Linked DNA regions of Mus musculus: region 2 is linked to region 1. The links are chromatin contacts, found by Hi-C or POLR2A ChIA-PET in ENCODE. All regions are on one chromosome and are shown on one strand. Each heading gives the region's core, a stretch centred on a gene start or an enhancer-like site at or near the end of the contact. The rest is flanking DNA. Distances are from core to core; before and after follow the strand shown. Region 1 overlaps Rhoj (ras homolog family member J). Region 2 overlaps Wdr89 (WD repeat domain 89).

Region 1 (2,700 bases), core at 47-2,546:
TGAATGTATGTATGTGTGTGAGAGTGTGTGTGTATGAGTGTGTGAGACACTTGTGTTTGTGTGCATGTGTGTGTGTGAATGTGTGTGTTAGTGTGTGAGAGAAAGTATGTGAATGTATGTGTGAGTATATGTATATGAACATGTGTATGTGTGTGTGAGAATGTGTGTATGTGAATGTGTATATACCTGTGTGAGAGTGTGAGTGTATATGTATGTCAGAATGTATTTGTGTGTGCATGTATGAGAGTGTGTGTATGCGTGTGTGCAAGTGAGTGTTTTGTGTGTGTGTTTTGTGTGTGTGTGTGTGTGTATCAGAGGAGGATATCAAGTATCCTGCTCCGTCACTCTCTGTCCTGTTCCCTTGAGGCAAGGTCTCACTAAACCTGGAGCATGCAGCTTTGATTGCACTGGTTGGCTAGTGAGCTCTTGGGATCTGCCTGTCTCGACTCTGATGCTAGGGTTACTGGCTTCTTTGTGGGTGCTGAGGATTTGAACCCAGGACCTTATGTTTGTAGAACAGGTACTCTTACATGACAAGCCCTCTTCCCATCCCTTGAGGTGCATTGTTTTTCTTATTCTATGACCTTTATACCCAGCCCAGCAACAAGTTGGCTGAGCTAACAGTCCCCGAAATGGGATTGTTGAAAGGCCACATATATAAAGACTCAGTATCGAATGAAATTGTTTTGATCACATCCTGAAATTTATTTCAAAATTCTTCCTACAGACAGCAAGTCCTTTTTTGGTAAGTGTTCTTTTCTGACAAGAATGGCTATTTTATAAGTCAATGGGAAATATCAAAGGCCAGGAATTGAAGCCATCCGTGCATGATGAAAATCTACTTTATGGACTTTGTTTTGACAATGGTTTGGCCTTTAGATTTGGAGAAAACGTCAAAAACTTATTAAAAACAGGATATGAGAGAGAAGAAAAGGGGGGTGGGGAATTTTTTTTCCCTAACAATGACATGAGATGTCACCTGCTGCCTTTGGAAGTTGACACGCACACATATAAAAAGCACAGCAAGTAAATGAATGTGCTTGCTTGTAATGCTTGCTTGTAGTGTGATGGCTCTGTCCGTTATGCAGAGTGGGGGAGAAAGCCTTAGAAAGTGCGGTAGGCTATTGCCTTTGGACAAACTTCTCACGAATAATTCCAAAGCTCCAGATGGATTCTGAAAATTCCAGGAGTTTGGCTGACTCCTGTTCATTCACTCTGGGACCCTGAGAGATGAGTGGGGACTTGCTGCCTCCCTCCCCACAGTGCTGCCAACCCACAGTGCTTTAGCATATTAGCCTGTCAGCCTGCCAGCCCGGGCCTCTGAATGAGGCAGGAGGAGCCCAAACTTGTCTCTTCCAATTCTGACAAGGGGAAAGATAACGAGACAGTCCATAAAGGCATTGTTGTGTGAGGAGGTTAACATAACATTTGGGTGTGCTGATCGTTCCAGGAAAAGTAGCCAACGGATCTTGGGTGTGATTTGGGATGTTCCGTGTGAGAGACACACAGAGCCCAGTTCTGAGGCGATTGTTTTGTCAAGCTCTACGTGCTCAGGGGGTCAGAGAGGAGAGTTTGTCCTGGTTCAGGGAAAGGGCACAGTCATGTTAAAAAGAATGCTCAAAAAAAATTCATTAGGGTCACCAAAGATTGAAAAGGAAAATTATGTCAAGGAAACACAGCCTTTATTGTTTACAGTGGTGCCCTTCCCGGGTCCTCGGAGTCAAATGACTTACTCAGCTAAGTATTTAGGACCCATCTGCAAAAGCTCAGAGACTCCTCAGTTAGGCACACATGTGTGCAATCTGCAGCAGGCTTGACCAAACTGACACCTTTCAAGGAAGTAAGACAAAACAAAGGAGAGATTGAGGCTGCAGACAGAACACCTTTCTGTTAGTTTCTTACAACACTTAGGGTGCATTGTTCCCAGGACTGGGAGATATGCCACAGCGGTACACAGCATACAAAATCTGATGGGAAGAAATGAAAACAAGCCAACTTGTAACAGGCCAAATCAAGAGAAACAGCAAGCTAATACTTTCCTCTTCCTTTGACTGGGGTGGGGTGCACTGAAGAAGCACAGTAGTATCTAGAAGGGTTGGGGACTGGAGCCAGGCTGGCCGCACTCTTGCCTGCAACGGACAAAGCCTAGACTTTGAGTCTCAGCTCTGTATAAAATCAGATGTGCTGATACCAGCAAGAGGTAGAGGCAAAAGGATCAAGGTTATCCTTAGACATATGTAGAGTTCAAGGCCAGCTTGGGCTACATGAGAATGTTCTGAAAACCCAAACAAACAAACAAACAAAAAAACAAAACAGTGGCTAGAAGGAACAGAGGCAAATGTCTTCCCAGCTGCAGGCAAGCCTGAGGGCAAACAGGCCAACAGGGATAGCCTGCAGAGCCGGAACTTTTGGTATGTTAGTTCATGGTGGTGCCACAGGAATCCAAGGAAGTAAGACTTGTGCCAACAGGCCCAAAGAACTTGGGGAGACAAGGTGCATCCATCTCTCAAACCAGGGGAGGGAACCACTCTGCTCTACTGTTCCTAGAAGTCTTTGCAAAAGGAGTCCCAGACTGAAGAATTTGTTTGCAGACTCTAGGAAGGAGGCAGAGAACACTGTGGCCAGAGCATCAACTCAGACCCTCTCTCTGCCACTCACCTCTCTAAACCTCATTTCTGTCTAGGAGAGTTTGAACAATTA
Region 2 (2,700 bases), core at 6-2,505, 250 kb before region 1:
CCAAGCTTGCCCAGTTGTGGTTTAAATGAGAATGGCCCTATTGGCTCATATATTTTGATGCTTGCTCCATATTTGCTGGAAGTATTAGAAGTGTGGCCTTGTTGGAGGAGGTGTGTCACTAGGGGTGGGACCTCAGGGGGTGCCATCTCCAGTTAGCTCTCTTTCTTCCTAGTACTTGTGGGCCAAGCTCTCAGCCTCTGCCCTAGTGCCACACCTTCCTTCCAGTTCCCACAATGATGATAGTAGGCTCCCCCTCCACATGTAAGCCCCATAATAAACACTTTCTTCTATGAGCTGTACTGGTTATGATGTCTTTTTACAGTAATAAAAAAAAAAAGAGCAACGAAGACAGCTAGCTGTCCTTGAACTCCCGATCCTCCTGCCTCTGCTCCGAAGTTCAGGGATCAGAGGCCTGAGCTGTCACCTAAGACTCGGTTTCTCTTTAAAAGCGAGTTCTGGTCGCTGTGTAAAGTAATGAGAGTATTTACCCTGGGGAATGAACACTTGTAAGTACTCTGTCAGACTGGGAAGTCTAATCAGGTTTGGGCTTTGCTGTTGCTATGGTTACCTAAGTCTACTATAGACCAGATTCTTTGAGCTGTGGGCTATTTCCATCTCGCACACAATGTCAGGCCTGAGATGCTGGAGAGTTTTCTCATTGTCCCTGTCCTATTCTGAGTTCTATCAGGCCCTGGCTGCCTTAGGCAAGCAGGTTTCTTTCTGTGTGCTCTTTTCCTGTGATGGTACAGGCCTTGCTGTCTACTCGTGGAGCCGGGAATCATTCTCAGGATTTCTTTGCGGGAGGTGGGGGGGGGGGGTGATTTTACACACACACACACACACACACACACACACACACAGGTGTGTGCTCTGGTTGCTGTGGAGAAACCGGATGCACTACGAGCCTCTGTTGGACCCCTAGCACCTTCCCTCCGTCCCCAGCTTCTTGAATTTTAGTCTTAAAATGCTCGTGCCTTCTGTGTCTCTTCTTTGCCATCCTCATTGGTACTCCGTCCAGTTCTACAGCTCCAGCTCTGGTCCACAAAGCTCTTACCTAAATCAGGCTACCTCTTTAACCTTTCGTTACACCGTGCTTTTTTATTTTTTTCTAAATCTGCCTCACCTTCCTTCCCTGAATTATTTTCAATTTTTTTTTCTTAAGACTAGATCTTATTACACATACAGCTGAGACTGGCCACAAATTTGTGTATCCAGACTAGACTCCAGCTTGAGGTCCTCCTGCCTGCACTCCCCAAGTGCCAGATTGCAGTGTGTAGACCACGCCCAGCTCTGTCTCCCTGTCTCCGCTTCAGCCGTACAGCCTCCACACCCCATCTCCGCCTAAGACTCAGTTTCCCTATCCCTGTTTCTCCCCACCGGTGATTGGATCTGGATCTGGTGTCCAGAAAGTGCCGTACCGCTGAGGTTTATCCCCAGGTTTGCTTGGTTTTTTTATTTTTTACAGGATATGTATAAGAGGTCCAAGATGGCCTTGAACATACTCGGTAGCCCAGGCGGGCAGCTGAGTCCGCAGCACCAGGTCCTTCCGTGCCTCCAGACCTGGCTTGCCCAGGAGACCCGTGCTGCACGGAGTCTAGCGCCCCCTTCCTTTCATTCGGCTCTCAAATGCCATCTTAGATCAAAGCCGTTCAACTCACCAGTTAGTCTAGACAATTTCCTGCCTTTCTTTCTTCTTCTAATTTTTACAATACGCAACACTGAGGTTTTTCGTTTTTTCTTTTCACTTAAGCAGTCTTTAATGAAAGCTGAGTGTAGCTCAAACATGATACTTCTGTCTCAGCTCTTTGGAAAGAGGGAAGACATGATCGTCTTCCGAACGTGAGGGGCACATTGACGTGATGTTTCTGGTTCTGTAGTGAGAAGTCACAAAAGGATTGCACTTGATTATGGCCGCTGCCACTTCATCAATGGCTGTTAAAAACCAGCACTGAGTAGTTTTACTCTTAGAATTAGTTGTCTGTGTTGCTTCCCTGTCCACGAGGCTGGGGGGGTGTGGTGTTCTAGCGTTCTCCTGCTCTTTCACTATGTTGCTGAGGCTGGCCCTGAACACATCCACTCAAGGCACCGTGTTGCCTCATTCTCCTGAGTAGCTAGAACTATAGGTGTATGCCACCACCTTTGTTTTTCAGTTCTTCAACAGAGTAATTTTTTTAAAAGGTTTATTTATTTAATCTATGTGACTTCACTGTAGCTGTCTTCAGACTCACCAGAAGAGGGCAACAGATGGTTGTGAGCCACCATGTAGTTGCTGGGAATTGAACTCAGGACCTCTGGAAGAACAATCCGTGCTCATAAACCCTAAGCCATCTATCTCTCCAGCTCAATAGGGTAATTCTTTAGAAGTTGGATAGATTTGGTGTTCTTGCAGCTTATCAGTTTCTAACTATAACATGTTATTTGTTACATGTATCCTGTAGCTGGCTTTTAAAATAATGTTAACATTTGTGTATCCAGACTTGTAAGAGGGAATAGTTCTTAATTTTCCTGTCTTTTTTTCTCTCTCTCATTCCTGCCCTCCAGCCCTTGGCAGTTTTACAGGTGGCATTTGCTTACTTTTTAAAAGCATCTTTTTGGAATTAGAAGAAATAGTAAGTGTGTAGTGTTTCTAACTTCCAAAGTAAGGCAGCTGGTTGTTCTGGTAAAGAAAGACGGTTAATTGTATTCGCTGAGGGAAGCTGG

The links. A loop is a pair of places that touch in the nucleus more often than their neighbours do. ChIA-PET counts read pairs that join two places held with the same protein, here RNA polymerase II (POLR2A).
Region 2: a map of v-Abl transformed pro-B cells shows a loop between it and region 1 (2.3-fold over the local background). The contact joins two enhancer-like sites. A Hi-C loop is called at or near these places in 1 of 37 maps with a recorded cell type or tissue (v-Abl transformed pro-B cells). POLR2A ChIA-PET finds 5 or more read pairs at or near these places in 1 of 5 experiments (Patski).

The regions. Positions count from the first base shown.
Region 1 is chr12:75,395,941-75,398,640 of GRCm38, reverse strand. All of the region lies in intron 4 of Rhoj (ras homolog family member J), which reads right to left. Among named protein-coding and RNA genes, the nearest start is that of Gm34613, 19 kb to the left of the region's middle. Within about 2 kb of position 1,296, at least 1 of the 3 ENCODE cell types and tissues checked has a DNase peak (open chromatin) inside an H3K27ac peak, as active enhancers do.
Region 2 is chr12:75,647,398-75,650,097 of GRCm38, reverse strand. All of the region lies in intron 1 of Wdr89 (WD repeat domain 89), which reads left to right. Among named protein-coding and RNA genes, the nearest start is that of Wdr89, 21 kb to the left of the region's middle. Within about 2 kb of position 1,255, at least 1 of the 3 ENCODE cell types and tissues checked has a DNase peak (open chromatin) inside an H3K27ac peak, as active enhancers do.